Regions from separate parts of the Mus musculus genome. Here region 1 is linked to region 2. A link is a loop called in an ENCODE intact Hi-C map of the cell type or tissue named here. Cell type or tissue: gastrocnemius. All regions are shown on one strand. Each heading gives the region's core, and the rest is flanking DNA. Links, peaks and the distances in the headings are about the cores only.

Region 1 (15,480 bases), core at 3,973-11,972, 310 kb after region 2:
TGCTCACAGGTCAACCTGATTTATATAAGTCTAGTCCTCAGTTAGAACTGTTCCCAGGTAATGGTTCTCTTGTGTCTGGTTAACAGCTAAAACTAACCATGTGTTTGTAGCCCAAGCTGGTCTAGAACTGTGATTTTCTTGCCTCAGTTTCCCAAGTGGTAATGTTAGAGCTGTGCCCCAATATACCTAGGTCTATTAAAGTTGGGTTCTATTCTTTTAAAATGTACTGAAGTTGGATGGGGAAGAAAATTTGAAAATTTGGAAGATGTTAGTTTTGTTAACTACATGGTATCTTCTGGAGTAGTAACACTGAGTCTTCCTTGTTTTTCAGCTTGCAGTTTGACCCAGCACCTCGTAGAGGCGAGCCACATGTCACTCGTCGTACCCCAGACTACTTCCTGTAATGAAAATGTAAACTTGTACAGTATTGCCATGAACCGTATATTGACCTAATGGAAATGGGAAGAGCAACAGTAACTCCAAAGTGTCAGAAAATAGTTAACATTCAAAAACTTGTTTTCACACGGACCAAAAGATGTGCCATATAAAATACAAAGCCTCTTGTCATCAACAGCCGTGACCACTTTAGAATGAACCAGTTCATTGCATGCTGACGCGACATTGTTGGTCAAGAATCCAGTTTCTGGCATAGCGCTATTTGTAGTTACTTTTGCTTTCTTGAGAGACTGCAGATATAGGATTAAACATTAACACCCGTGAGTCCAGTTGACTTCACTTAGCTGTAGCTTACTCAGCATGACTGTAGATGAGGATAGCAAACAATCATTGGAGCTTAATGAACATTTTTAAATAAGTACCAAGGCCTCCCCTCTTGTTGTGTTTCTTTCAGGGATACCATTAATTTAATTGTATGATTTGTCTGCACTCAGTTTCTCCCCTTCTCAAATCTCAGCCCCGCGTTGTTCTTTGTTACTGTCAGAAAACCTGGTGAGTTGTTTTGAACAGAACTGTTTCCCTCCTGTAAGATGATGTTACTGCACAAGTCACCGCAGTGTTTTCATAATAAACTTGAGAACTGAGAAAGTCAGGTTTGAATTGTATCAGTGGGCACGACTGGTGCTGTTTATTAACAAGATAAATCTATTGATCAATTTCAGAATTTGTAGAATCCCAGGTAAAGAAAAATAAAGATCAAGGCCACTGTGTAACCTCTCTGGCAACTCCTTGGTGTTCTTCAGAAGAACTTGGGGACCTGTTTGTCTGACATACCGCAGTTTGTCTTGTTGCTGGCCTGCGCTTGTGAAAGGAAATCTGTGCTGTTTTAGTGGGACTTGGTTGTTAAACCATAGAACTTGAGAGTTATGTTTTTAGGATTTTACTTAAAATGGCATGTTTTCAGGTAGAACTTAACAAACTAAATGATGTGTCTAATTAGTGTAGTTTCTGGTTACAAATATATTGCTATGTATATTTCATGGACTCTTTAAAATGATTGACAGAACGGTAAGTTCTTAACCAACATTTGTATATTTCTTGTCAAGTCATGTGATCTTAGAGTTAGTTAAACTTGTCTGGATAAGGTGTTAGAACCTTAGCTTGTGTTCCTTACCTGGTAAAGCAGTGAAGCCGAGTAGAAGCAATGCTGATGTGGGCTGATGTTTGCGCCAGGTCCGAGAATGGTGCCTGAGTGCCAAGCTCAGCGAGTAATGGGTTTCCCTTCTATTCTTTGACTTGGCTTAAAACCGAAGACAGTTCTTCTTGTGGGGACTGAATATTTGCTATTTTAAGCTATCTGGGCAAACATGAGGATGCTTGATCATTACTGTGTGAGTGTAGTAAATAAATGTTTCCTTGCTTTGTACTGTGTTGAATTTGGAACCAACAGTGAAGTTACAGTATTGCCCTGTATAAAAAAAAAAAAAAAAAAAAAAAAAACAAGCCAGTTTGTGAGTTAATTTTCTAAATCAAAAAAAACCCTAGGCCAGGTACTGGTGGCGCACACCTTTAATCCCAGCACTTGGGAGGCAGAGGCAGGCGCATTTCTGAGTTTGAGGCCAGCCTGGTCTACAGAGTGAGTTCCAGGACAGCCAGGGCTACACAGAGAAACCCTGTCTCAAAAAACCTTAGTTTTTCTAGGTGTCTTCTTTTTATTCTGAGTTCGAAGAAACACATTCTCCAGCCTGTTATTTGTGCTACTTCGTCTTTTCTTCCTGGCCAAACAAGTAACATCTATATACAGCACTGTTTTGTTTTGTTAGGGTGGGTTGTGGTAAGGGCAGGGCAACAGAGTCTTTCTGTTGCCCTGAGTGGCTGGGATCTTGCTATATAGGCCAAGCTGTCCTAGAACTCATGGATGATACTGCCTATATATGCCACCATGCCTGACTTAATGTACAGCACTTCTGATCCAACACTTGAGGGAGGTAGACACCAAGCAGCTGCACTGGGGATCCTGACGATAAAGAGGGCTCTAATGGAGTCTTTCCTATAGTTGACACATGTCATGTACATACAGATTCTCAGAATGGGGCTTGTGTCAAAGAGTGAGTGGTCTTAAAAGCATTCAGAGGCAATTACTAGGCTTCTCTTGAAATTTGAAAATGTTAATACTTTAACCTGATGTAAAATTAGTGAAAATGTGTGAGTTTAATAATTTCTTCAAAAAAATCAAATGATAGTTGGAAGGGAATCACTCAAATGAGAGAATTTTAATGGGCACTATAATGAGATTGCCATAATTTTTTAAGTCTTTTGATTAAGAGCAAAGAATTATCAAAAATGGGTGTTGTCAAGAAGTCTGGACAGGTGCTTAGCAGTCAATCTTGTAGCCCCCAGCTGCCTATAACTTCGACTCCAGAGGCCCTGATACTCTCTTCTGGTCTCCACGGCATCAGACACACATGTGGTGTACATGCCTGCAGGCAAACCACTCAAACAAAAAATAAAGATCAGTCTTTTTAAAAGACGTGTTAATGGCTACAAATGTAGTTCATTGGTAGAGCACTTGCCTAGCACATGTACTGTGCCCTGGGTTCCATCTCTAAAAGTTGTATATAATGACACATGTGTCACCCAGCATTGTGGAGGCAGATAGTGGATCTCGGTGCCTAAGAGTGAGTATTCAACAGGGAAGTGTACTTTGGATATGGTAAGGTGACTCAGCTGGTAAAGGCATAGTCACTTAGCAGCCACCCTGAAGACTCAAGCTCAGTCCATGGGATCTACGTGGTGGAAGGAGAAAACCAACTCCTGCAAGTTGTCCTCTGGCCTCCATGCACAAATGGTGATGTATGCACACACACAGATGTTTCAAAAAAGATAATTTAGGGGCTGGCGAGTGGAGCCAGAGTTAAGAACACACACTGCTCTTCAAGAGGACCCACATCCACCTCTGGTCTCCTTGGACATCAGTATTCATGTGCACATAAATTATTATTTTTTTATTAAAAGGTTGCTTTGAAACAATTTATAAAGCTTACTGTTGGGTTTGAGTACTTGAAGAAGATATGTATAATGGTTTTAGTAAAACAAAAACAATGTACTATCTAAGGTTTCCAGGTGATGTTTTGAGATTTGTACATTGTGTCAAGTCGGGCTATGTATGCCTCAAGCATTTATCATAATGGTCCTTGTAGCTATTTGAAATGAAACAAAAGTGTGGTGGTGTGGTTGCCACCTGCCTGTGTAATGGCACATCTGAGCCTCTTGAAATGTTCAGTGACCATTGGGAGACGGTTTGCCTTTCTTCATTACAAATGCACAGTGTCTCCCTTTCTTGACTTACTGTTTTGTTTATGTGTGTGGTGCTAACAGAGGCCTCTAGGTCCTCTGGAGCTTCAGAGTTGTGAGCTGCTGGTGTGAGTGCTTAAAGACCAAATCCAACCTCTGGAAGAGCCGCAGTTAATTCTGTGGTATTCAATCTTGATGCCCACATATTTTACTTTGAATTATTAGGAGCATAGTATGTCTAGGGTTAAGAACACTGCTGGGTGGGGCATGGTGACTCACATCTATGATATCAGCACTTGGGAGGCAGAGGCAGGTAAATGGATCTCTGAGTTCCAGGCCAATCCAGGATACATGGTGAAGCAGTCTTTTATCTTTTTGAGACGGAGTCTCACAATGTAGCTCTGGCTGTCCTGAAACAATATAGACCAGGCTGGCCTTGAACTTCCTTCTGCCTCCCAGTTGCTGGAATTAAAGGTATATATTACCGTGCCCAGCATAATCCTGTCTTAAAAGTAAATAACCATTGTAACTACAGCTGGATTTTGTGGTACTGGTGGTATCTTCTGGGGTAACTGGCTTTTACTGTGTTCCTGGAAACAGCCAATTTTTTGTTTGTTTGTTTTTTGAGACAGGGTTTCTCTGTATAGCCCTGGCTGTCCTGGAGCTCACTTTGTAGACCAGGCTGGCCTCAAACTCAGAAATCCGCCTGTCTCTGCCTCCCGAGTGCTGGGATTGAAGGCGTGCACCACCACACCCAGCGTAACAGCCAATAATTTATAGGCTTAATTTTGAAGTGGATTTTATTCTCCTGACCTAAACCTTTTTTTTTTTCCCTATAATCTCATAATTCTTTGACTGCTTTTACATTTTATAGACTTAAATCTTTTGGGTTAATTTTTCCACAATTGTGTCTATGTTAAAAATAACCTCTGCAAGGTTGTAAATGTGTTTGACCATGCCCCTTGCCAGTCTCTATATGGTAGAACTGTAAAGATACCGTGTCATTGTGACATTTTCATACGTGTGTGTGGTATACTGTGATGCATCACCATTTTTCTCATTTCCATTCTGTACCTTGATTGTATGGATTGCTTTTGTTTTGAGACAGGATCATCTTTTGTAGCTTGGCTGATCTCTGTTCAAATCAGCCAAGCTACATAATGAGAGAAAACAAAACTTGAGAAAGAGAAAACTTGCCTCTGTCCAAGTGCTGGGATTAAAGGTGTGGGCCACCACCGTCCAGCAATCTTACTTGACAGAGTAGAACTTTTAAAGGGTTCGTTTTGCTTTCTTTCTTATTTCTGTCTTCTGGTTGAGCTTTACACGCCTTTGGGGTATATAGGTCAGTCACATGTTGGAGACTGTTCAAGGTGCAACCTTTTTAGGACGTACCTCGAAGTTGTCATGAAGTGTTGGGTTACGTTGAGGGATCTTGTACCTAGATCCCTCTTTGCTGCTTCAATGATGAGTGTACCTTGATATATTGTGTACTGTGGGGCAGTGGGCCGTGAAAGGTAGCCTGGTGGTCCCCTTTGAGCTAAGGCTACCTTTGATAGTCCACTGCCCCACGGTGCATGCATTGGTGTTTTTCGGTAGGTCTCCCTGTCCTGGAGTTTCTGTTGTGGCTATAGGATGGATGCCAAGCAGTGGGTCTTGAGCCCCATGCCCCTTTCTACTTTCTAGCCATTCCCACTTGGATCCCAGTCATTGGGTTGGGATGTTTATGTCTTTTAGTCTTTAAAAATGCTTGTCATTGTGGTGTAGTAGTGTATATGTTTTATGTAACTGTCAATAGATGCCTGACAGGAGCATCTTAGGGGAGGAGAGGTTCATTTTGGCCCAGTTTCAGGGTTATGGTCTGCCAGAGTGAGAAAGGAACAGAGGTGAGGGCTGTTTTGGCAGCAGGAGGAGTTAATTACCAAGTAATGGCTTGGGAGGAAGGAGGAGCAGAGAGAGATAGGAAGCAAAGAAGATATAAGCATCAAAGGCCTGACCCTGTGATTCAACTGCCAGCTGCCATGTCTCACTGCCTCTCAAAACACCAGTTAGGACCACCTATTGAGCCATGGACGTGGGGATAACGTCCATATGGGTGGTGGTAAGTACCATAAGGCGAGGACTGGGAACATGGCTAAGTGGCAGAGCTGCTCCTAGCATACCAAAAGGTGTCACAGGAAGATGGAAACCACCAAGATAACCTCAAAAACAAGCAGAGGAAGTGAAAAGCATCCACCATGAGACCACCAGAGACAACAGGAATGGTGGGAGCAGAAGGAAGATGGCCAGAGAGCTACAAGTGAAGATGAGAGATGGAAAGCAAAAATAAATAGAATATTCAGAGTGAAAAGAGAAATGAATTTAAGACAGCCAGTCGGAAAGGGGGTGGGGGGCATATCCTAGTGGGTTGTACTCCGGTATGAAATTCTTAGAACAATGTGCTGCAGGCAGTACTCCAGTTACTGACCAGCGTGCTACATTCCTATACTGTACTCAATAAACTGTAAACAAATATACCACCTCCTGATGTGTCGCACAGTCCCTTCTGTGGTGGTCTAACACGGGTGAGTTAACTCTTGCCAGTCTTAACGATCCCTCCTTATCCTTTGGGCTGCTGGCAAGAGTAAAAGCTAGGTAACGTTCACCCTGCTGTTGTAGCCATTTATTTGATCAGTACAAGTGGTGTAACCAGGGCTGTCCCTGTTCTCAGAGTACTGAAGTTCCTTGTGACAGGTGCCCTTAGAGAAGTGCATGTTGGGAAGGGAGATAAAGGACCAAGGGTATCATAGTAGGGCCTTGTGCTTCCATTACCCACATCTGTAGGTGGTTTTTCAAATTATCAGTGTGTCGGTGGGTTTGTTTGTGCACAGGAGTGTAGTGGCCACAGAGGTCAGAAATGGGGGGGGGGCAGAGGGGGTTCAAGACAGGGTTTCTCAGTTCCTGGCTGTCCTTGAACTCAGAAATCCCCCTGCCTCTGCCTCCCAAGTGCTGGGAATAAAGGTGCGCGCCACCACTGCCTGGCTCAGAAATAGGTGTTTTATCTCCTAGAGTCAGGCTGGAGAGATGGCTCTGGTTAAGAGGACTGTTTCCTCTTCCAGAGGTCCTGAGTTCAGTTCCCAGGAATCACAGCCACATGGTGGCTCACAACCATCTATAATGGGACCTGATATCCTCTTCTGTATGTCTGAAGACAGCTACATTGTAGTCATACATGAGATAATTTTTTTTAAGTGGGTTGAGCTGCTATGTGGGTGATGAGCCAAATTCAGCTCCTCTACAAGAGCAGCAGTTACTCTTAACTGCTCAGCCATCTCTGCAGCCCCTCCCACTGTATTCTGTGATTGTGCATGGAATTCAGGGTCTCTGTCGTCTCAGTGTGCAGCAAGAGTGAATTGACCTTGTGATCCTCATTGCTGCACTCTGCTTTTACACCAAGAAACAACAGTCTACAGCTCCCAGTGTAGCCAGATGGACGGCTGCTGCTGCTCCTGGCTGCTGCATCCTCTGCTTGTTTCGTCTCCAGTGTCTCTTTCGCTGACTCTGTGGGCTCTGTAGGCCCATGGCTGATGTACTTTTCTCACCCGTCTTCATAAGACAGTCAGTCTCTGGGTGTCTCTTCTCATGCACAGTCATGAATGTGTGTTTCCCCATCCCCAACCTCATTAAGTAGTAGTTCTCAGTCTCCAGTCTGAGCTGCTGGAAGCTGGAAGGTTGCTTTGAATCCCCATCTGTTGTTCTTTTTGGATGGTCATACCAGCTGTGCTGAGACTCACTATGTGGCAGAGGTAAGCTTTGAATTCCCATTCCTGCCTCCACCTCCAACCAGCTGGCATTATGATGCACACCACTACAACTGACCTCTCTTACATACATTGATGTACAGATAGGTGTTTGTGGTGTGTGTGTGTGTGTGTGTGTGTGTGTGTGTGTGTGTGTGTGTGTGGTATACCAACAGAGATTCACTGTGTAGCCCTGGAAATTGTTATGTAGTACAGGCTGGCCTTGAATGCACAGAGATTCAAATAGCTGTAATTAAGGCATTCACCACCATACACCCAGGCTTTTGGGGGTTGGAGGGTTGCATGAGGGAAAGGTACAATGCATTCCTGAAAGCCAGTATCGATAGAGGCCAGAAGAGGGCGTTGGATCCTCTTGGAGCTAGGGTTACAGGTAGTTGTGAGCCTCCAAGCTCTGAGCTTCTGAGAAATGAACCGGGGAAGGACCCTGTAAGAGCAGTCAGCACTCTTAGCTGCTGAGCCACCATCCTTCCAGCCTGTCTCAGAGGTTTCCTTAAAACAGAATCTTAAGGATTGTCTTTGTAGGACTTGAGTTTCCAAGTTTATCTCAGGGTAGGAGGAGGTATGCAGAACACTAGAAATCAGAAACCAGCACTTTAAAAATAGGACTGTGGGTATGTGAGGCTTTTGAAATGAGATTATTTGCTTAAGCTACCTAGAAACACTAGAACATTTCTGTCTTCGGCCTGAGTGGCAGATGGCCCTGCGTCAGAAGCACAGCATAAAGTGATTTGCCGTTTCCACCAATTGCTCAGTTTGGTGCTGGGATCCCGGGGCACAGCTGGCATAATGAACTAGCTTACATCAGTACTCCATGCAGAAGGAAGAATCCCTGAAGACGGTAAGTGAATGCAGAGGAGTCAAGAGCAGTGATACCGAAGCTGCTGCTGAGAGAGGAGTTGCATAGCCCCGAGCTTTCACTGTGCCAGACACTTTGTGTGGCATACTTTAGTTGCGAATCAGCTTGATTCAGAGCAGTGAAGGGCCTGCTACAAGAGCATTCTCAGGGAGACCTTGGCTTTCAAGCGCCCCTACCTTTGCTGGAATTATTTAGTGGGCTTTGAAGGGCAGGCACATAGCTTTCAAGTTTAGAGAAAGTGACCTGTGTTTTGTGACTGGACCTTAGGGAGACATGAAGGAAGCTTTGCGGGCTGGCTCTTGTGACTATTGGCACAAGTCACAGATCCTGTGCTCCAGAGTTTGTGCCCAGAACTCCCTGTCTCAATGGCACCTATTTGAACTAGGTTTTATTTATACTACTTGTGGTGCACATGCATGGAGGTCAGAGACAACCTGTAGTAATTCCTTCTACCATATGAGTGTGAGGGAAGTTCAGGTGGTCATCAGGCTGTGAGTTTCTCCTGCTTGTCTCTACACCATGTGCTTGTGGTGCCCAGAATGGCCAGAAGACATTATTGATTTTTCCAGAGGCACCTAGTATGAGTGCTGGAAACTGATTTCAGGTCCCCTACAAGGGCAGCAAATGCTCTTAATCACTGAGCCATCTCTCCAGCCCCTATCTCAATTGACTTTGTGTGTGTTTGTGCACACATGCACCCACACAGTACATGCACATATGTGCACATGGGAGTGCAGGTGCCTGAGGAATCCACAAGAGGGTGTCGTATCCCCTGGAACTAGAGCTACTGATTGTGAGTAGTCCCATATGAATGGTGGGGACTGACCTTGGGTCCTCTACAAGAGCAGCGTGTACTCTTAATTTTGGAGCTGGTCATTGATTAATATTGCAAAGCACAGCCAGACCAACGCCTCTCTGTATCCTGCATTCACAGCTACCAGCCTGCAGCAGCGGCACCTCTAACCTTGGCCTGCACTGGACTATCCTACCAGCATGCAAACACAGCTCTCTATGCTCCTGGAAACAAACGCCTTAAGCGCCTGCCCCTTCCTGTGCTCCCATAAGCAAAACTTGAAAGAGCATCTTGGGGGCTGGAGCTGGGGCTTGGTGGCAGGGCGCCTGCCCACTGTGTGCAAGGCCTTGGTTTCATCCCCAGTTCCGTGGAAAACAAATCTCAGACCACCTTGTCTTCTGTTTGTTCTTTTTGATTTATTTTTATTTTTAAATCTATGTTTGTGTTTATCTGTGATACAGATTTGTACGTGTGGGTGTGTACACATACACTTAAATTGCCCATAGAGGCCAGAAGATGGCATCAGATTCCCTGGAACTGGAGTTGAAGATAATTGTGAGTAGGTGTCAGGTCCTCTGGAATAACAGCCAGTACCTTCTTCCTTCCTTCCTTCCTTCCTTCCTTCCTTCCTTCCTTCCTTCCTTTCTTCCTAAGACAGGGTTTTGCTCTACACCAGGCCAGTCTACAACTCCAGGTCCTCTTTCCTACCTTAGCCTCCCAGGTGCTGGGCTTATGAGGTCATATCAGCTCATCATATCAATCATATTAATCTACAATTAAGATTAAGATTACAGGAAAGTATGTGAAATAACAGAAATAACCCTTTTCTTGAGAGAGCTTTTTGTTGTGTTTACTACGAATAGTTTTTGCTGGACTGATTTCTGCCTTGTCTTGTCAAGTTTACTGAGAGAGATGATCATCAATGAACAATCTGTCAATGCAGATTTAATAATTTCAAAATAATATCTTGACACTTTGAAAAACTTGATAAAGTATGAATTATAAACACAAAGTCTATCTATGTCATTTAATTAGTGTAACAAAGCTGTTTTGATTTGTGTGATCTCTATAGTCAGTTCATGGATAGATCCATGCAGACGAGTTCAATCATGGATTTTATTACAGATTTTGAAAGTTCCCCTGTGTGGGTTTTAGTTTACTTAGCCGTAAAACCCAAAAGACAGTTGGACAGGATTTGATTGACAGGATTTGATTGACATTAAAAGCTCTCAACCTACTCCTGTGCATAGCACACTATAATCCTAGCCATCTGAAGGCTGAGGCAATGAATGGCGTTGAAGTCAGCCTAAACTACATAGTGTTTCTTTCCCAAAATGAAAAATACAACAAAATAGCAAAAATACAAGAATAAAAATCACAAAGGTGCTTCAGAAAATTCCAGAAATATTCAACAAGGGTTGCTGAATGAATTAATAAAGACACTCTTAAATCCAAGAATACGGTGTACAAAGGCACACTCCCAAACTATACAACCTCAAGGCCAAGGTGTTTTACTTCTCTGTCCCATCATAGTGATAGGCTGACTCTTCTGCCTAAGCAGGCCTTTGACCCCTGGGTGCCTGCTTGTGAGTCCCTTGTTTGGTGGATGAGTGTTGCTTTCTAAGCCCCAGTGCCCTACTGCAATTGACTCATCTACAGAATCACAACAACCACAAACACCTGAAAGGACGCATTAATGCTCACCCAATGTTGAGGCCAGGGACTCCCTGTGTTTAGCATAGCTCTCCCCACTCTTCCTGCACTGCACCTGTGTCTGTCATTCCAAGGTCAGGTGCTTCAGCTGTGATACCTGCTCATCCCTCATTGATATTTTCCTCCACTCTTCCTGTGGCAACACTCATTCCCATATTTGGTAATCATGGAAGGAAGATACCCTTGAGAAACATATTCAAGTGGTGTGTGTGTATGAGTGTCTCTGTGTGTGTCTCTGTGTGTGTATGTATGTGTGTGTGTGAGTGTCTCTGTGTGTGTATGTGTGTATGTATGTGTGTGTGTGTATGTATGTGTGTGTGTGTCTGTGTCTGTGTGTGAGTATGTGTGTGTGTGAGTGTGTGTGAGTGTCTCTCTGTGTGTATGTATGTGTGTGTGAGTGTGTGTGTGTGTGTGTGTGTGTGTGTGTGAGAGAGAGATGGAGAGAGATGGCTTGTGGAGGTCAGAGGGCAGCCTCTGGGTGTCAGTTTTCACTTTCTACCTTGATTGAGAGACTGAGTCTCATGTTGTTCATGCCTGTACCTGTCAGTCTCACTGGCTGTGAACTTCCAAGGGTTCTCAATCCACTTCTATCTCACTGTAGCAGTGCTGGGATTATAGATGGGTGCTCTACCTGACCCAGCTTTTACATGGGTTGTGGGATCCACACTCAGTTCTTTATGCTATCAAAGCATGGACTTTCCCTGCTGACTCATCTCCTCAGCCCCAATATTTTCATTCTAGAAGAGCAATTAAGCTCATTTCCCAAACAAACACTTGTGCAGCACACATTACTTCTAATCCCATAGCGTGTTCCAGTGTGGCTTTGTCTATGGTCACACTGGCTCAGGGTTTGGTTAGCCTCAAGCCTTTCTATGGGAGTGCAGGTTGGGTAAGAGGCCCGGAGGCCCCGTTAGGGAGCACACAGGTGAGCACAGACTTCCTTCCAACTGACTGTCCCCTGGACACTGAGGAAAATAAGTCCAGCATGAGAATTTCCTGAGTGTGAAGGGCCCATTTGCTCTCTTCATGACGAAGCAATCAAAGGCATGGGATTACATTTGGGTCATACACTTGCTTCCCAAAGGCCCACATTTTCTTTTCAGGCATTACTGGATGTTGGCAAATTTAGAATGCTAAGAGCAGCAAAGGACTCCATAGTCCTCACTGGTCACAGAATACTGAATATGTTGCAGTTCCCAACACTGGCTAAATATACAGATTCGGAGATCCGTAGAATTGTGGATCAGACATCTTTAAACACCATAATGAGGTTTTATATTGGAAAAGAGATTACACAAAGAAACCCTGGTTTGAATCTGTGTTCCAAGTCCTGCCTTAGGTTAAAGGTTAAAGACTTTTTTTTTTACTCCCTTAAATCCAACACTCAGACTGGATGGAGGTCTTAGAAGAGGGGAGGTTGGGACTGTCTCAGAAGAAAATCTGAAAAAGAAAGGAAGGGTTCTAAAACAAGACTGTATAAAAATAAAGCCATATTCTTCTTATTCTTATTCTTCTTTTTAAATAAAGCCATATTTTTGACACTCAGATCTTTACTCGGATTCGGAGGTGAACTTCAGACTCTGTAGAAGGATATCTGTAGTAGATGAAGGCAGTGTTAGCTGGCTTATGACATCTCATCCTGTCCTGATCTTGACTTTCCTAATGCTAATCTATTAAAAAATGAATCCCTCCTTCTACCTTCCCTGGTGCACAGAACTTTGAGATTTCCATACTTGGTTCTGTTTATTACAAAAATCAGCTCTCATCTATTCATCTGGCTGTGGGTCTCTATGTCTATGAATATCTTCATAAATAAGTTGAGAGCCTTATTCTGATGAGCCGGCAGGTCAAACAGAGTCACATTCAAGCCACACAGCCAAACTTCCTCTAGGAACAGCAGAGGAGGGTTGATGGACTCCTTCCTAATCATCTTTGTTTGGCCAGGTGAAATTCCCTTGAATCTGGCTTAACTAGAAATATCTTTAGAGACCCAGCCTCTTGGCCTGCCTTATGCCACGTGTTGGAAAGACATTAAACTTGAGTTATCAATTTTAAGACTAACCATCCGTAGCAATGTAACAATTATTAATCTTAATCCATAACTTATGAGCTGATAGTGAAACCACGCAGAGCACATTACCAATAAAAAAAGAACCAAATGAAGCAGTTACATTTAGACCAATCAGAGAATATTAATTTTTCTAGCTACAATCATGGAATAAAAAGCACTTTATCATTTGCCAAACATATTAATCATGATTGTAGAGAACCCTCCAGGAAAAAAACCATTCATCAGCTTTTTTTACCCTGAAACTAAGAGGCTGTAGACTCTCCCTTTTTTCCTGTAACGAACAGTTTTTCTTTCTTTCTTTTTTTTGTTTTTTTTTTTGTTTTTGTTTTTTTGTTTTTTTGTTTTTTTGAGACAGGGTTTCTCTGTATAGCCCTGGCTGTCCTAGTTTTTCCAGCAGGGGCCCTCCTGCCATGTGTCTGTTTCCTGGTTGAAGCACGTGGCAGCTCTCGGCTTTGCAGATAAAGTTGTTTTTTTGTTTTTTTGTTTTGTTTTGTTTTGTTTTTGGCCATCTTTATTACCCAACATAAAACATAGAACATTCATTCATACAGACTGGACACGAACATACATGAATTGAACACGAGAACAGATTGGTGCACCAAACATTAGACAAGACACAAAAGGGGCAAAGTACTTCTGCTGTAAAGCCCAGAGAGAACAAAGCATGGCACTCCTGAAATTTCTCTCTGCTTTTTGGGACATTTTCCTTCCGCATGATGCAGTTTTTTTACTGCGGCCATCTGCCTGATTATTAATTTCCTTTTAATAAACCCTTTCTTTTCTCACGTCTAAAAATGTAGCTTCTGGGAGCTACGGCTAACCGTCTGTTGCGTTCCTAGCTCCTGATGTGCCTTACTGCTGAACCTAAGTGAATTAGCACTCAGGTTAAACGCTGTTTCAACTTAGCTCATACCGACCTTCTCCGGTATGAATTTCCTTTAATTATTTTCTTCTTCTATGGAGCTCCAAACCAGCAGTGTTTCTTCCAAATGTCCTCTGCCGTTTCTCAGTCCCACGTGGGCGCCAGATGTTGTGTCTGGCCAGCGGCTCACATATCTGGGTTCTAGTCTGGAAAGGCATCTTGGAAACCTGGAAGAGAAGGGGGAGGGGAGGCTAGGTGGCGCGAGAGAAAGATGTAACCAAGGCAGTCATTCTGATCAAGGTTCAAATTTTACTATTATGTCACTCAGTTATGAAGCAGGGGAAGGGACCCGATTCCGGCCAAATCATCTTGGAGTAAGGTTGCAGGTGAACGCGTGATGGCTCAGGAACAGCTAGGAGGCAGGAAGTGGGAGTGGCAGGACGATGGGGCGCCAAGCTCTGCCCTGATGCTCTCTAATACTGAAACCTGAGCAAACAGGTTTCAGGATGGGGAGAGGAGGCTACAGATCAGGATGCTGCTGCACATGGCTCCTCTAGGAGGGCTGTGTCACTAAGGATACTATTGAAACTACCTAGGCACCAAAGCACCTTCCCATCAGTGCTCTGGCCCATTTGCTCTTATACAGATCCATACTTTGATCTGGCTCCAGTGTCTTTCACACTGCAAGCCACACCACATTGCACTTTAGTCTTTAAGTTTTTAAGATAATCTGAAAGTCTTTTCTATCAAGCAATTCAGTAAGAGCACACCCCAAAATTTCAGTACAAGTGCTCCAAACTGGGATGTGCCAGAGTAAGCTGGCATTCAAAACGTGAGTTCATAAAAGTCTTGCTTTCACTGTGACTCTGCATACAGAACACAGTCTCCATTTGTGATGAGTTTCCTGTGTGTGTATCCCTCCAAGAAATTCTTCTTAATTTATTACAACAGCCCTGACTGCTCATTTCCTATCAACTTGCAACTATCTAGTGTGTATATAAGAACCTTAGTTTTAAGTCTACCTTCACCATGTATATTTAAAAATGATTTCCCTTATTTTAGTAATTGGAGAGAAAAAGAAGCAAGTAAATTTTTTGAATTATTTTCTACATGCTGCATATGGAGTAGGTACAAGGTGTATACAAAATAGAAAATGAAAGACTCTAATGGAGTAAATGGTTTTTCCATGAGTTTAACATTTCCTTGCCCTGAAACTGGAGACAGAACACAATGGAACCCATTGCTGATTGTCCACCACAATATTTTTTAACGCATTTCTTTTACCATGAATGTAAACATCTCAAGCATTCAGCACATACCTGGAGTTCAAGGTCAGAAATCTCCCACTTTTACTTTCTGCTAATGTATTGGGCTTGAAGGGCGATGAGACTCACTGGAGACCTGAGAAAACTTGTGATGTCTGAAAGACATTTTGCTTCTTAGTCCTAATTTGACTTGTGGTGGGAAAGACTCAGGTCAGAGCTCCTGTCCATGAGAGGTCAACATAGCATGTCTACCTGTAGACATTGAAGGGCGTGCGTGACTCTGGATGTAGAAGTACCTCAGTATCCAAGTGCATGCTGTACCAACCAACTGACGTCAGGACGCAGCTGGCAGATTTTCAAGCCTCCTTCTGGTCTTACGGCTGCACACCAGCTATGCCCTGAGGACATTTAGAAGCATTTTTTTTGAGTCCTG
Region 2 (15,480 bases), core at 3,539-11,538:
CCTAAACATTCTTGTGGGTACCGGCATGCCATGTACACATCAAGGCACATGTGTGGAGGTCAAAGGACAACTTGTAGAAGTTAGTTCTTCTCTTCCTGACAGCATGTGTCTTAGCTCACCGACTCACCTCATTGCTCTCCCGCCTTCTTTTGCGATGCTGAGGGCAGAACCTGAGCCTCCCTCATGCTAGCTGAGCCCTCCACCCTTTAGCTCTTCCCGAGACTCCAATGCGAGCACTCCCGTGTCTAACATGCATTTGTCATTGCCACAAAGCAGTTGTGTCTCATTTTTAAGTAGAAGAGTGCTTGATTTTTTGTTTTGTTTTTTTGTTTGTTTGTTTGTTTGTTTTGAGACAGGATTTCTCTGTGTTGCCCTGAATGTCCTGGAACTCACTCTGCAGAGCAGGCTGGCCTTGAAGTCACAGAGATATCTGCCTTCCTCTGCCTCCCAGGTGCCACCACTACCCTGTTTTATTTTTTTCATTTTTATTTTATGTGTATGGTGATTTTTTTTAATCTGCATTTATTGTGCACCACTTGCTTGCAATGCTCACCAAGGCCAGAAGAGGGCATCAGCTGCCCTGGGACTGAAGTTACAGATGGTTGTGAGCACCCACGTGGATGCTGGTAATCAACCAGGGGGCCTCTGGAAGAGCAGTCAGTGTTCTTAGCCGCTGCGCCATCTCTCCAGCCCCTACATTCTATCATTTTTACCAAATTGCGACAATTATATAATTGAGAACAATTGAGCAAATAATATTAAATGTTTGCTTCCTGGCCTTTGGGCTAACATCATGCTAAAAAGAAATGAAGGGGTTTCCAAGTACAGCACGTTATGTTAACCATATACACATCTGTGCGCATCAGCTCCCCGAACCCCAGCTATTTCCTATCTCACTATGCCCACCAAACAACCCCTCACTTTAACAACCCCTTACTTACTTACTTTCTTTTTTTTCCAGAGACAGGGTTTCTCTGTGTAGTCCTGGCTGTCCTGGAACTCACTCTGTAGACCAGGCTGGCCTCGAACTCAGAAATCTGCCCGCCTCTGCCTCCCAAATGCTGGGATTAAAGGCGTGGGCCACCACTGCCCGGCAACCCCTCACTTTCTTATTCCAATCCCTGGCAACCAACCTTCTACATCAGTCTCTTATAATTAATTATTCTAAATTTCTAATATGATGCAGATATAGTGGCTTGTGCCTGTATTCCCAGATACTTAGGAGGCTGAGACAAGGAGGATTGTGGGATTGAAGCCAACCTAGACTATGTAGCTGACTAAACCTTGTCTCAGAAGAAGAAATGATTACACATCCTGCTATTCATCTCCATCACTGTGAGGACACAAGCGACATGGAAAGCTTATCTGACTCATGATTTCGTAGGTTTCAGTCTGAGGTCAGATGGCTCTGTTGCTCTCGGGCCGTGGAGCAAGGCATCATGGGGGCAGTGCATGGCAAAAGCCTCTTTCTATGACTAGAAGAGTCAAGAAAAATGGAAAGGGCTGAGGTCTAAATACTCCCTTTGAGGACATGTTCCCAGAGACCCCAGTTTTCTCACCCCTTGGCCGACCACCCCCCCGTAGGGTCATGTGATGGTACTGAGTCAGTCCTGCATGGACTAGGTGTGGTAGTCACCGTCATCCCAGCACTGAGGGAGGAGAAAGAGGAGATTGGGCTCAAAGTCGTCTTCAACTCTACAGAGTTCCACGTCAACTCATGAAACCCAGCCTCAGAGGAAATCCACTTACACGATGTCATGTACCTATATCCTCTATCCCACGAGTTAAGACAGTGCTAGGAACTGAACCCAGGGCTTTGTGCATGCACTCTGCCCACAGAGCTATGGTACCCAGCCCAGTGCAGCTTCACTATCTGTTTGCTACCTGGGGTTCACCACAATCCAGAGATATTAAAGGGAACATTCTAGAAATAAGCAACTCGATTTACTTTGTCACTATAGTATTCGTCATCCCAAGGAGCATGGTGGCTGTGTATAGTGAGTTTGGGGTTTTAATTTACACAAGGTGTGTGTGTGTGTGTCCAAGTATGCTCATGTGCAGGTCAGTACACAACTGCACTGACGATTAGGGGCACACTGAGTCCAGCTTCTTAAAGTTTTAGGGGGACTGACCTCAGATGACCTCTCCAACACCCCCCAAACTTGCTATGTACTGGGCTTCTGCTCCTCCCAAGTGCTGGGATCTTATGTCACACTTATTTCCATCGGTTCCTGGAGTTTCCACCGAGAGGTTGGGTGGGTAGAGCACCTTAGCAGTATGTGGTCAAGGTACTACCTACTACAGGAAGGAATGGTGCCACTCCCTCAGAGCCATTCTCTCTGCACCCGACCTTTGATATGGTACTTTACTGGAGGCTTGATCTCAGGTAACCATCTCCTCGCTGACCCTGAATGCCAGGGGCTAACCCTGAAGATCACGACATTCCCTCCCTCTAAGGTGTAGCCAGTGGTGTGCGCTGAAGGTTTGCAAGCGCCACTGGAACTCGGGACTCTTGCCGAGCATACTGTCGGAGGCACGCGATGGGATTTCTAGGTCTCTTAGCCACCTAACACAACAGAACGTCATGGCAGCCAGCACAGAGAACATTGCTTTATTAACCGAGTTTGCCAACACATGAGGAGTGCTGTGGGCTCCTTAGACACAGACCCTGGTGGGGGCCGGCAATCCGGATGCCCCAGTGAGTGAGCAGGACGGGACGGGGCCAGAAACTATGCAGCAGCAGCAGCAGCAACACAATCATGCAGGGCACAGTGGGCACTGGCCACGCAGGGGTGACCGAACATTCTATTGCTCGTTAAGGGTCGCGAACAAGGACAATGTACAAAAAGGAGAAATAGGTCTTTGCGGTAATGAAAAATACATTTTTCTCTACAAAGAAATCTTCTCTAATACAAGAAAATAAATATTGCAACATAAGCCAAAAATAATTTAAAATTGCTCTTTTCAATATATTTTTTCAATATTTCTCTTGTATATTAACAAATGGCACATCACTTTCTTTGAAACAAAGACAGAAGGTGTCTCCTCCTGTGACATTCATATCACCTTCCCCACCACCATCCCCAAATGATTTGGATGGAGCACAAGCGTGCATCCTTGGGAGAAGGCAGCAGGAAGCGGCTTAAAGAACAACCAAAGGTCCCCGACTCCAACACTTCTGGCTCTTTGGCCAATGTGGCCAGCTGGGCCAAGGGCACGGGAGAGTGGCCTCAAGGGTCTTACTACAGAGATCACGGATTGTTATGCAGAGCTTCAGGTATGGGCAAAGGGTGACCTTACATGACAACGGTGAGGAAACCCAAAGTCTAACCTGCTGCCATATTCCTGTAGAATCAGGCAGTTGAATCTCTAGAAACCCCAACAAGTTTCATAGGGTACCCATGCATTGCACATACACCTGCACAGCACTCTGCTACACGCACGCACACAGTCCGACACCCATGCCCGGGAACCTGGGTGGTTGGCTTCTCCAACAAACCTGAGGCCCTTAACTCACTCTCTCGCCTTTCACAAAATCAGAGCCCATTTAATAAAGTAAACGAGCATTCTATCTTTCTTTTACTTGTTTCAAAATACACTTATGATACAGAAAAATACTTTCCTTGCACATTAGCCTGTATCCTGTGATGAGGAAATGAGGTGGAAGGGGTACGTTAGCCAGAACGAGTCACAGAGTCCTTTCTCCCTCTCTAGAGAGGGGTTGTGGGTGAGGGCAAGAGTGGGCATTGCCTCAGGCCTGGAAAAGGTGCCTTGGTCATAGTGTGGCAAAACCATCTACACCCGAGACAGTGTGGCCTGGGAGGAACTAGGGAGAGGTTATGGGACATCCGCATCCTCCCTGCAGCCTGATGGACATCTTAGGAGTGGAGACAGCTGCTGGATGAAGACTGCCGTGGGCTCGGTCTACTGAAGGGGTCACAGACAACAACTGGGCTTCCCTCCCTCCCCCTGCAGCGTTTGATTGTTCTTTAAGCCCCCATGCCCTTCGTGTCCCACAGGTCAGACCACCAGGCAGTTCAGCAGATGAAATTGCGACCCGAAGTGACTCAAAGCACAGGTGAGAGGAAGGTCTGTTCAGAGGCAGTAAACAAGAGACGGGGCGGGGGATGCCGACGTCGACTGAGTTGTCACTACTACCGAGACGGGCAGGCAGACTAAGTCTATGTGGTAGCCGATGCCATCCGGATGCCCAGGATCCTTGGAGCCCACCCCACGCCCTCGGAGTCCATTTGGATAAGACACGTGTGTCCAATCCCCAAACTGAAGTCATTAATCTTTGCTTCTGATTTTGCTCAAACTCACTGTCGTACCTTGATAGTTTTGGAGTCGAGGTGGGTGAAGGTCCCGTGTGTTTTGCTCTTTGTGTATCTAAGTGGTGGCAATGGGGGAACCACGCTGGATTCACAGTCAGGGTTCTCCCCCCCTCAAAAGGGGGAGGGAGTCCTCAAAGTTTAGGACCACACTCACAGCGGCTCAGCCCAGGGACCGTAAACCAACAGCAGCAGCAGCAGCGGCGGCCTCCTCTGAGGCCTTGGGCCCTTTCTCTGTAGGTGTGTGCAATAACCGAGTCTCTGAACTTTGTTGCTAACCAATTCCTTTGAAGAGGAAGTTCAAGTCGACAGTTGTCAGGTCCGGGCTGTGCTGTGTATTATGGTCAAAAGATTCTTTGGCATTCTCAGAATGATTCGACTGGTTCACTGGACTTTTGCAAGGTTCTGGTTGGAGAAGTTCTGGCTTTCCCAGTGGCAGAAGTGACCCAAGAGTAATTCATAAAAGAAAAAAAAAAATGTTTTCACGGAATTCCTTTGTTCCCTGAGCTATCTATCACCCTGGGGCCACTCCATCAAAACTCTTCAGTACTACCTGGGGGCTTGGAGGAGGAAGGATTTGGGAAGGAGTAGGAAGGGGGGGCGTACAGTAGGGAAGGAAAGGGGTTAAGGCGCTAAGGGACAGAGTAATCCAGGAAGATCCAGCAACATTCAACCAGCCACAGCAGGCCAGCCTCGGCCTGCCCTGGGCCCCGGGATCCCACTACACTTGTTGGAAGGATGTTTCCACCAGGAAACCGAAGAGGAAGCTCATCTCTTAGCAGGACTAGGAAACGTCAAAAGGCAAACGGTCTGGTCTGGCCAGCTCCATAATGGAGACGGCAAGACTGTGGCCGAGACTGGCCCCAAAGGAAGAAAGAAGGAAGTTAGAGCCCCAGAGTGATTCTCTGCAGTGGGCTGATCTGAGCCCCAAGTCCCGGGCTGGGCACTGGCCCTCCCTTGGAGCCCTCCACCTGTACACGGGGAGGACCGTTTGGGGAGTCCCCTGAGTAAAGAACACAGCTCAGGAAGGATCCAGGGAACCCTTTCTCAGAGCTGCTTGGGCTGGGCACTGGCAGGGACAGAGCAGCAAGGGAGGAGGGGTTGCGGGCGGGCGGGAGGGCGGGCCTCAGATGGTGTGGGCTACTCAGGAGCCAGTGGGCCCCCTGCGCCCCCTCAGTGCTTTCTCATAGAGACTCGTTGTGCTTGTGACAGTGAATAGACTGGCTGGGTATCACTTGTTATATACTTCCTTACGGATCAGCGGAGTGCAGCAGGACACCTCCCCACCCAAAATGGACCCCAGTGCAACCTGGGGGGACAAGGCGGGGCAGGCCCTGGGATGGCCCATCTGCCATGAAATAATGCCCAAACGACAGTCTGTGTCACCCAATGGCAGTGGGCAGGAGCCCTGAGCTCTCTCCCTCACCTTGTCTACATCAAGCCAGAAGCCCAGCGATGTGGCATGGGCTGGGACCGGGGTGGCACATAGAACCTGGTATAGTCCCCCGTGGCCGGGGCCACGGGAGGAATCCTAATGTCCTAGGCCAGCACAGAGGAAAGACAACGGGGTGGAATTCAGAACTCTCTCTATATTAAAAATAAAACCACGACAGAGTGGTGGGTCTGAGACACTCAGCAGTTGGAAATGGCAGTTGTGATTGGGCTGAGGCCTTGTAGGGGGACCAGGGCAGGGCCTGGGTGAATTAGGAGGCCAGCACCCCCATGCGAACCACCTCCTCTGCCCCTGCCTCCCTGGAAGCTCGTTGTACCCCACTGTCCTCTGCCTCTACCTCAGAATCGCTCATCTCCTCATCAGAGAAGTAGCCGTCAGCCTCGGTGTCAAAATGCAGGCTGACCTTTGGCCTCTCGGCCACAGCAGACGGTAGTCCTGTCCCAGCATCGGATCTAGCACCCGGAGATTTCCGACTGACCTTCATCTCTCGGGGTGGCCGGAGCCTGCCCAAGGGTTTGGGGCTCACTGTAGGGCCAGGCACTTGGACATTTAAGTCGGAAGCCATGGGGGCTGTCTTGTCTAGTATCTCGGAGGCCAGTGGTGGAGGGCTTTCCAGTGTTGCTGGGACTGGACAGTCCCCAGCTGCAGGGCTGGACGGCAAATGAGAAGACGTCCTCCGTGGTGGCTTCCTCATGGGTGGTCCTTGCGTCCCCTTGCCATCCTGGGCCCAGGCCTTCTTGGGTTGCTTGTCTGGAGTGGTCCGTGCACTGGGCCCATCCTGCAGCGGGGATGGTTTCTTCTTGGCAGGCAGGCGAGTGCGGCCTCGGGCCTTTCTGGCAGGGTCACCAGGTCGTAGCGAGGGGTCCCTCATGAAGCTGAGCAGCGTCTCCTCATCTTGTAGCAATTCCTCTGACAGCAGACCTGGAGCAGGATCCTCCCGGTGCCCACTGTTCAAAGACCACTCGCTCATGGCCATGTCCTCTGCTGTGATCTGAACCGACTGTGCCAACCAGCTGTTGAAGAAAGTGCCGTCGATGGGGAACGAGGTGGATAGACCTGATGAATGGGAGACAGGAGGCAGGTGAGATGCCACAGGTGTGTGAGCTCAAGACAACCGACCCACCCAGGCAAGCCATCCTGTTCTGTCCACGCATCCCACCAGTGCCACCAAGTAGCAGAGGCCAGCCCCTGCTCACCAGGTTGGCTGACCCCAGGACCAGCTTTTTAAATTGTGGAGTGGAAAGGAGGAAGTGGTGAGTTAGTTCCTTGTTCAAACAGTAAGCATTTCAGTGGCAAGAGCAGACCGGCCAGCAGGGGGCGCTGCATCTTTACAGGCAGTGCCTCCAACAGCCTGCAGGAAACACCTGATAGAGCGAGCTCCCAGGGTGGCCAGGACCTTCAGTTTTGGGCCCGGTTTTACTGAGATAAATTGTGGCAGTGACTAGGGAACCTGATGTCACTTTTCTTGGTCTCTGGGTGGCTCAAGAAAGGTCAGCAGGTTTGTGTGGCTGGGTTGAGGGGGCAAGGCACAAAGAGCGGTGGAGACTCAGGAAGGGTGGAACAGGGATAAAGACCTCGCGAGCAGTGTAGTCCTGCCCACTCAGCATAGAGGTGATTTCCAGGGACCTCTGGGGGCATCCAGCACCCTGGCAAGGGCAGCTCCAGAGCTGGCAGAGCTCTATCTAGCCAGAGTGTCTTGGGATCTCTTGTGCGTGAGACGGAGCCACTGTGAGCCCTGGAAGAGGAAGGGCCTAAGCGGTCCGTCTCTGCTTCACGCTGCTTGGCCCTCTTCTGGGTGAAGTTGAAAATGGTAAAGTCAGCGTCTGCCAGGACACAAGGGCCCCTCACTTACCCAGCTGCCCCAGCACAGACTCGGGCCCAGCCTTCACTTTCTCTTTCTTCTCAGGGCTGCTGCCCTTGGGACCCTCTCGGCCTTTCCTTTTTGAATCATTCTTCTTGCCCTTTGACCTCCTCCCAGAAGGCTCTGTGTTGGAGAAAGAGTTAAACCTGAGTGGCTGCCTATGGGTCGTCTATCAACTGGGTCTACCAACAGTGGTACCAAGGTCAGAGTCAGTGTGGCAGAAACCGGGGCAGCGGGGGCAGCCCACAGCTCTATGAAGGATAGAGGAAGGCATAATAAGTCCTTGTGGGACCTAGACTTCAAAGTGCACTACGAACTGGACTACAAACCCCACAGACCCTGGAGAGTTCTACTGAGTGGAAAAGGTGACTGGATGCTATATGGACCAAATGCTAGGGTAAGGAGCTGGACATAGGGCAGAGAATCGTGATGTGGACATAAGAGGCTTAGACTCTGGGCCTGACACCACAGCCAAGCTCCTTGCCTCAGCCTCCAGTCCTGTTTGTGCAGCCAAGCACAAGACAGGAGGTGCGGGTTCTGTATGTGGTCCTTTGCCCTTTGGTCTGCAAAAGATGAGTCCCCGGCTGCTCAGCAGGGGCAGGGAGGCAGGAAGGCTTCTGGGAATAATGTCAAAAGAAGGCAGAGCTCTGTGTTCTGAGCTCTTCTCAGTCCCCAGAGCCTCTAATTAGACCTCAGTCTCCCGGCCTGTAACTCAGACCCCACACCTAGTATTACAAGGCCCCTAGACCGTCCATGTGTCACCCTGGTTACAGCCTTACATGTTTGTCTCACCCTGGTTACAGCCTTACATGTCTGTCTCACCTTGGTTACAGCCCTCCATGTCTCACCCTGGTTACCCTACAGCCTCCTTAAGCCCCTCTCTCCTCCATGTGCATCAACTTTAGGCATTGGCAATGCAATGCTCTTAACAATGGTTCCTACTCACAAGGAGCTTGAAGGGTCCTCAGACTCTAGGTTAGGGTGCAGACCCTCTGGTGTATAGGAGACCATGACAGAAGGTGCTATTCCTACCGTGCTGCCCTCAGCCTCCTTGAACACTGACACTTGTGTGTGGTCTCTAAGTACAGTAGAGTTCCCCTCATCGCTTCCACCCCGTGTGCCATGATTGACTGCACAGCCTGGGACCCCACTTTCCTCTCTTCTGGACTTGGGTAGGCTTCATGACTGTCAGTTCCATGGGGCCGTGACCTACGCTGACCTCTGTCATTAGCAACAGTCATTTTCTTCTCTCTTTTTGTCCCCTTTGATTACGCTGGGTTTGACTCCCAGCACCTGCACGGTGGCACGTGACCATCTGTAACTCCAGTCCCAGGGGATCTGACCTTCATAGGCAGACACCAGGGACACATGTATCACATGTACAAATATGCAGACAACACCTATGTAAACTAACTATGTGTAAGAAAGTGGTTCTTACATAGTCCAGGATGGTCTCGAACTCTCTAAGTAGCAGTGCATAACCTGGAATTCTTGATCTTCCTGCCTCTACCTCCCAAGGGTTAGAATTAGATGTGTGTTTGCACCATCTGGTTTTAGCCAGTGCTGGGGATCAAACCCAGGGAGGCTTCATGCCCTATAAAGTAAGCTACATTCCCAGTTCCTCAGAGGCCACAAGAGGGCGCTGGATGCCCTGGAACTGGAGGTATAGACAGTTGTGAGCTACCACATGGGTGCCAGCAATTGAAGCCATAGCCACTGGAGGAGCAGCCAGTACTAAATCCCTGAACCTCCAGACCCCCTCCTCTACAGGTATGTACTGCCACACTTGGCTTTGATGAATGCTGGCGATCCCAAAGGGTAAATGGAGCAACTCAGCTACGGGCAGAAAAGGGGCAACCATTCCCTCTGAAGACTCGCAGCAGCACTCCCTCCTCTTCTCACGTCCCAGAATGACCCACAAGCTGAGTCGGTAGCGGCAGGCATATCTCCAAAGCTCTCTCTACCTAGCTGCCTTCTGCTGTGTATGTTCAACGTCTGAGTGTAAATAATGTTCCTGTGTGGGGGGGTGCGTGTTAAGCTTATCTTCCCTTCACATGTCCAGACTCCATAACTATCCAATTAAGCCAATGTCAACACCTTTGCTCCTGGTTTCTCGATCTGCTAAATGCATGTTATACCTAAAGGATAGAAGACACATCTGATCAGAGCCTGAGTTTCATCACATGACACCACAGAGAGGGCGACACAGCCACATCTCCACACAGCTGCCTTCCTGAAGACTGAACCCTACGCTTACCAGGGTTCAGGGGAGCTGGCCAGCTCTGACCTGTCTTGAGCCCAGCAGAGTCAGGAAGACTGTGGTCTGCACCTGTCCTTGTGCAAGCTAAGCCACTGTGGATGGAACTGGGCTATCCCAGTGATGCCCCTGAGGGTAGAGGCTTGAAAGCCACAGTCCAAACTCTGTTTTCTCGCCTATCAGCACAACCACGGCCTTCACTGGTTCCCACGTGGATCTGTTATGTCCGTGAGAAGGAACCTGACTGAAGGGTTCTGGTCCCAGGCCCTTCCAGGCCGCATAGACACATCTTCCCAGCAGGGGGCGCCGTGCCTACCTCTGCAAAGGTCTTGCTCAATAAGTTTCATCTGTAGATGGAATATCTGCTCCTGAAGTTTACAGATGGTGTGTTTCGTTCTCTCCCGTCTTGTCACCATGTAGCACAGGTTCCTTACCTGAAGGGACACAGGAGAGATTTCTCACCTCACCTACTGCTGGCCATCTCAAGGGGCCTCGCCGCTGGGAAAAAAAGCAGTGTTTTGAACACCAGCCACTGCTGCTGCCTCCCCTCTGCCTTAAGACAATTGAGAATTCACCCCGAAACCCTGAGCATGCAGGGAGTATCTGGTCTCGAGCTGGCAACCCTCTCTTCCTGCCTAACACCCGCCTTTCCCAGCAAAGCAACTCTGCAGCAGATACAACCATCATGGCAAAACGCAGGCATGTCCCAAGGCACAGGTATCACTGTACTTTCAAATGAACACAATCTGGCAAAATAGCTTTTCCAAGTCTACCTGCTATCCCGGGACCTGAGCCAGGGCCTTGCCCCCTGGGCCAATGCTCCCATATCCACAGCAACATGATGCCTGACTTTATAAAGGACAGCAGCCCCTGACTCCCTTGGGCCAGCTGGTTAGAGTCCCTACAGTAGGCTTTGAAGTCATCTGGCTTAGCCCAGAGGACGGGCACACATTCTTCAGGTTGGCTGGCAGGATATGAAGTGGACCTGTCACTGCCTGTTCAGGGTTCCTCTATCCCCTAAGGACTGCTCTCTCACATACTTCCAGGCTTCAGCCCTGGAGACGCTCCCTCCATCTGGTATCACCTTTGGGCTCATGTGGAGTTTTCCAGAAACAGGGACAGTTACTGACCATAGCTGCTCAGCCTGGATCCTATTCCCACTCAGGCCTCCCTTTACACAGTTGCCAGGTGGTCTTCAGGTCTTACTTAGCTGCCTGAGTTACCTTTAATTAAGAGCTTCTCCTTCCAGCCAGGTGTGGTGGCGCACGCCTTTAATCCCAGCACTTGGCAGGCAGAGGCAGGCAGATTTCTGAGTTGAACCTCTGCCTCTCCTTCCTATGACTCCGGCCTTCCTAGCTCGAGGTAGTATGAGCAGATCTTTATCAGGTGTGACCTTCCTTTCCCTTCTGAGACTACTTGAGAAGGAGATCCTAGGAGGTCCAGTGCGGCGGACAGCATCACAGGAGGGATTCAATATGGACTCTGCCATGACATCCCGTGTGACATGTACTCTGCTGTGACATTCCATGCGTGTGTGTGTGTGTGTGTACTCCTCACCTGCACTGGCAACACCAGGCCGTCAGGGTTCACTCATTGCTGACTCCAGCTTTATCAATTCCCATGTCCAGCCTCTTCCTCCAGGGACAGCCCTGGGTTTGAACCACTGGTAGCAGCCTGTGCACCTCTTACCATGACCCACTTTCCAATCAACCTCTTCTTCACACCCCTCTCCTCCTGCACTTTAGCCTGGCTCTGTGCCTTCCTCCATTCTGGAATAAATTTGTATAGGGGCCAGCATCTCTTTCTTCCTATTGCCTGCCACCCAGCAAGGCAGGAAGAACTCCCTGGAGCAGATGGCCTAAACCGGGACACCCTAGCCCAGCAGGAGGTGGTGACAGTGTACTGGAAAAAGAAAGGAGAGGCAAAACCAGCAGGGGTGGGGGGGGGTGTAAGCAGGCCCTGGGGGTGCACCCTCCGGGCAAAGGGGAGTTGTAGAAGACTTATGGCTGAAAACTGGACTCATCCCCACTACCTGTTCTCTTGGTCCACACCCACAACTGACCTATCAGTACATTTGCACCAGTCTCTCCTTGTGGCAGATACCAGCTCTCTTCACAGCCTGGTTCCACCCTTCCCCATCCCCCATCCTTTCACAGGGACAGTAAAACAATCCCTCAGCAATGCTCTTGAAATGCAAATCAGACCACTTCCTGGCAAACTTACACCTTCCAGGGCCTCGATGGCCTCTACATGGGTGGAAATCCGCAAGATTTCCTGCTGGGAACCTCAGAATGGGACATAAGGTCTCAGAAGATAAAAGTAGCTAAGATGAAGTCATCTCGGGTTGGGGTGGGCCCATGCTTGATTATGACTGAATGAAGACAAAGACCTGGAGAATGGAGTGCTGACTGACTGGGTGGACAGAGTGACTGTGTCACCAGCCAAGTGCTGTTAAGGATTTTGGCCAGGGACCCCAAGGCAAACAGCGAGATCAGAAAAGGAAAGGGTCTGTTTCCCATGGTTCCTCTCCATCCTTGGAGGGACGCAGGGGTGAGGCTACCACATACTCATCTCCGATGACCGAGAGCTCCGGCCACCCTCTTGGGTCTCACACAAGGTCCATTCAGTCACTGAAATAAACTCTTCCAGCAAGAACCACAATCATGTCCTGCAGGGCCTAATAGTCAGCGGTTGCTAGGGGACATGAGCTGGCATCTGCAGGCTGATGTCCACTACTGCAATCTTTCTGTCAGCCGTGAATAACTCTGGACGCTGTGGTGGCCGTGCCCATCCACGCTGCCTGCCAAGGTCCAGGCCTGCGGCTGAAATTTGTAGGAGAGTGTATCTTTTGGGTTGGCCGTAAAATTGATTTTCTGCTGGTGGCAATTCTGCTCCTGACCCATCAGAGAAGATGCCCGTGCTGGAGCACCAGGCCTTGCAGCTCTGTGGAGCCCACTCTCAGAATATAAGGCTTCACCTCTCTTCTATGAGCTGAACTGCTTATGGGGCCAATAGTAATAAAAATACCAATCTGAAGTAAGGAAGGGGCGGGGCGGGCTCAGATCCTTATCATCCTAGTACTTGGGAGGAATGGGTGAGGCCAGCCTGGGCTACCAGGTGAGAAGGTAGCTTCAAACAACACAACTAACAGTGGAAGCCACTATCCTTGTGTGACTCCAAGAGATGGAGGCCACTGTCCTTGTATGACCCCCTAACGCTGACCCCAAGGTCAGTTGGATCCTTACTTCCAGTTCAAGGAAAAGGAAACAGAAAGTCACCCATTAGGGGAAAGGGCCCAGAATCAGTACAGGGCCAGACCACCCAAGGCCTCTAACTCCAGCCCTGCCCTGTCCCTTCAATGCAGGAGCAGGACCAAGCTGGCCTGGTGCCCAGGCAAAGGTGGACTACTCTCAGCTATTGGCCCTGGGCCATGGTTAGAGACTGGGCCTGCTGGCCAGGCCACTGCCACTATGGGGCCTTGCAGAGAACCCCTGCCCCACCCCCATAAGAGCACTTGGTCCTTTGCATTGTTAGTCAAAGTTACCAACATGTAGCCCCCAGAGGGACTGAGGCTGGACCCCTGGAGCTGGGTCTTATTGCTATCTTTGATAGCTTTCTTCTTCAGTCTTCTAGAAACCTCCTCCTTCCCCCAACACACACATGTCCATCTCCCTCAGCCCCAAATATACCACAAGCCACAATTCTGTCCTGCCTCCTAGAGTAAAGACGGAAGTGTGTGTGGCTCAGTCACCCAGGCCAGGCCTGGAATGCCTCTGTGGGGCAATGCCAAGTGTGTGACATCTGTCCCAATCCCTGTTCTCTGCCTGGCAGGCCATGGGAGTCTCTCCCAATCCCTGTTCTCTGCCTGGCAGGCCATGGGAGTCTCACTCACCACCCACCCCTGCCCTCCCAGTTCTGGCCAGCACAAACATGCCTGGCCAGAACAACCCTCCCCCCCCCCACCCCCGGCCACCAGGATTTCCTCTGTCTAAAGCTCCCAAGAGACTTCACAGAGTTCCAGGTAGGCTCTCCCACCTCTTTCTAGATGTTCAGATGGGTGGCACCTGTCCTTGGAGGGGTCTGTGGTAGCCCCCTGAGTCTTTGGAGCCTACCAAAGGCTCAAACTGGGCAGGGCACATGGAGTAAGAGGTAAGGCCCCTGACCCACCAGGGCTACTTACCCTCTCCAGGTCCTGCCGCAGGTGGGTGAAAAGCTTCAGGCGTCGATAGAGGACATCCTGTTCCTGTTGGGCCAGGTTGTCCACCTCGTCAGTCTTGGGCGTCAACAGCGGCTGGTTGGCATTAGCTCTCCGCTTCAACTTCCAGTACTGGTAGATGAAGTCCACCAGTGCCTCAGCCAGGTCTAGCCGTTCAGCCACCTCAGCTGGCTCCACTAGCTCATAGAAGTTTTCTTCCAGCTGCTGCAGCCGCTGCTTGCGTAAGGTCACCTTTTCCAGATCCTCAACGGCCTGGCTGGGCTCCACAGGCTCAGAAGTAGGCTCACTCCGAGGGCCCCCGTCACTGTGCTCCTGGCAAAGTGACTTGAACTTGACCTCGTCATTGTCAGCTAATATAGTCCGCATTTCCAGGCCTCGGTCAAAGGCGCACGTAACGTGGAATGCTGTGATGCAGGAAGGCATGGAACACTGGAGAGAGAGAGAGAGAGGAAGGGCAACGTCAGGCATTAAAGGAGAGCCAGGGGACAACATAAGGGCCATCTAAGGCACCGAGGAGCACACACAATGCTGGGGAGACACTACATAAAATGGCACAGGCTCCCACATCACACAGTGTTAAAGGAGCCATGGGACACCTGGGAAAGGTGACAGAGCAAATCCCAGACATACTGAAGGAGCCAAGAATCACAAGGAGATGACGCGCCCCTCGTGGGGACAAGATGCGTGTTGTCCGTGGACAAATGACTTTGGGATTAGAGGGGGTTTGGGTGGGGGAGCCTGAAGAGGGTCACAGTCTCCTCTACTGTATTGTCATCCAAGCCAGGAGTCTGCCTGGTGCTATTCTCTGAGAGCAGTTGGATCCTGCCTTCTCTTATCTAAGCAGCTAAAGGCTGGACCGACCATTCCTCCCAGCCCTAGATGTGGACTGGACCGCTGGAAACAGTTCATCAACAGTGTCCCCAACATCAGGTTCCATTGCTACAGCATCCAGAGCCCTTCTGGAGGTCGGATAAACGGGGTGGAGGCATACTAGCAAGGCCAACTGTGTTCTTGGGGAGATGGGAGGGACAAAGGAGGGCTTCCACCCCACAGCTGAGACCAGAAGCACCGGCAAACCCTGCTGTGTGAGAAAAGCAAGCACACAGCTCTCTTCACATCTCAATCAGAGCCATGGGTGCTAAAAGCTTCGTGTGGTTTGAATGGCTCGGGTGATCCCGACGATCAGCAAGATGGGAGCCGCCATCCCAGGTAGACCAGTAAGCCCCTGTATTGGTCAGGAAGGCCCATTTGCCGAGCTGGAGAGGAGTTCAGATTTCATTCCTCTCGAATGTCAGGGTTACAGTCTAAAAGGTCAATGAATCATTAAGCCCAGAGACACTTGCTCTCACGGGGAAAGCCAAT

What was found. Hi-C counts contacts between places; a loop is a spot of excess contacts. Peaks named below come from ENCODE experiments on the same cell type or tissue, not always from the same donor. Only the 100,000 strongest peaks of a DNase experiment are listed, where the experiment ranks them.
Region 1: a loop joins it to region 2, with 3 times the contacts of the local background. A loop is called at or near these places in 3 of 42 quality-filtered maps.

The regions. Positions count from the first base shown.
Region 1 is chr11:52,121,571-52,137,050 of GRCm38, forward strand. Mir3061 (microRNA 3061) reads left to right here and starts at 5,176; the gene lies at 5,176-5,266. Ppp2ca (protein phosphatase 2 (formerly 2A), catalytic subunit, alpha isoform) reads left to right here. Exons shown (of 7, transcript NM_019411.4): 7 at 332-1,179. The coding sequence ends at 404. In gastrocnemius, for the core only: CTCF peaks have their summits at 7,827 (motif pointing right) and 9,089 (motif pointing right); a DNase peak (open chromatin) is centred at 8,262; H3K4me3 peaks cover 1,516 bases; H3K27ac peaks cover 1,936 bases.
Region 2 is chr11:51,810,861-51,826,340 of GRCm38, forward strand. It overlaps Jade2 (jade family PHD finger 2), which reads right to left. Exons shown (of 13, transcript NM_001357588.2): 10 at 14,083-14,547; 11 at 10,219-10,336; 12 at 7,637-7,768; 13 at 2,588-6,840. The coding sequence ends at 6,035. Among named protein-coding and RNA genes, the nearest start is that of Gm30110, 37 kb to the right of the region's middle. In gastrocnemius, for the core only: CTCF peaks have their summits at 7,086 (motif pointing right), 9,283 (motif pointing right) and 10,189 (motif pointing right); DNase peaks (open chromatin) are centred at 6,640, 7,101, 9,296 and 10,199; H3K27ac peaks cover 311 bases.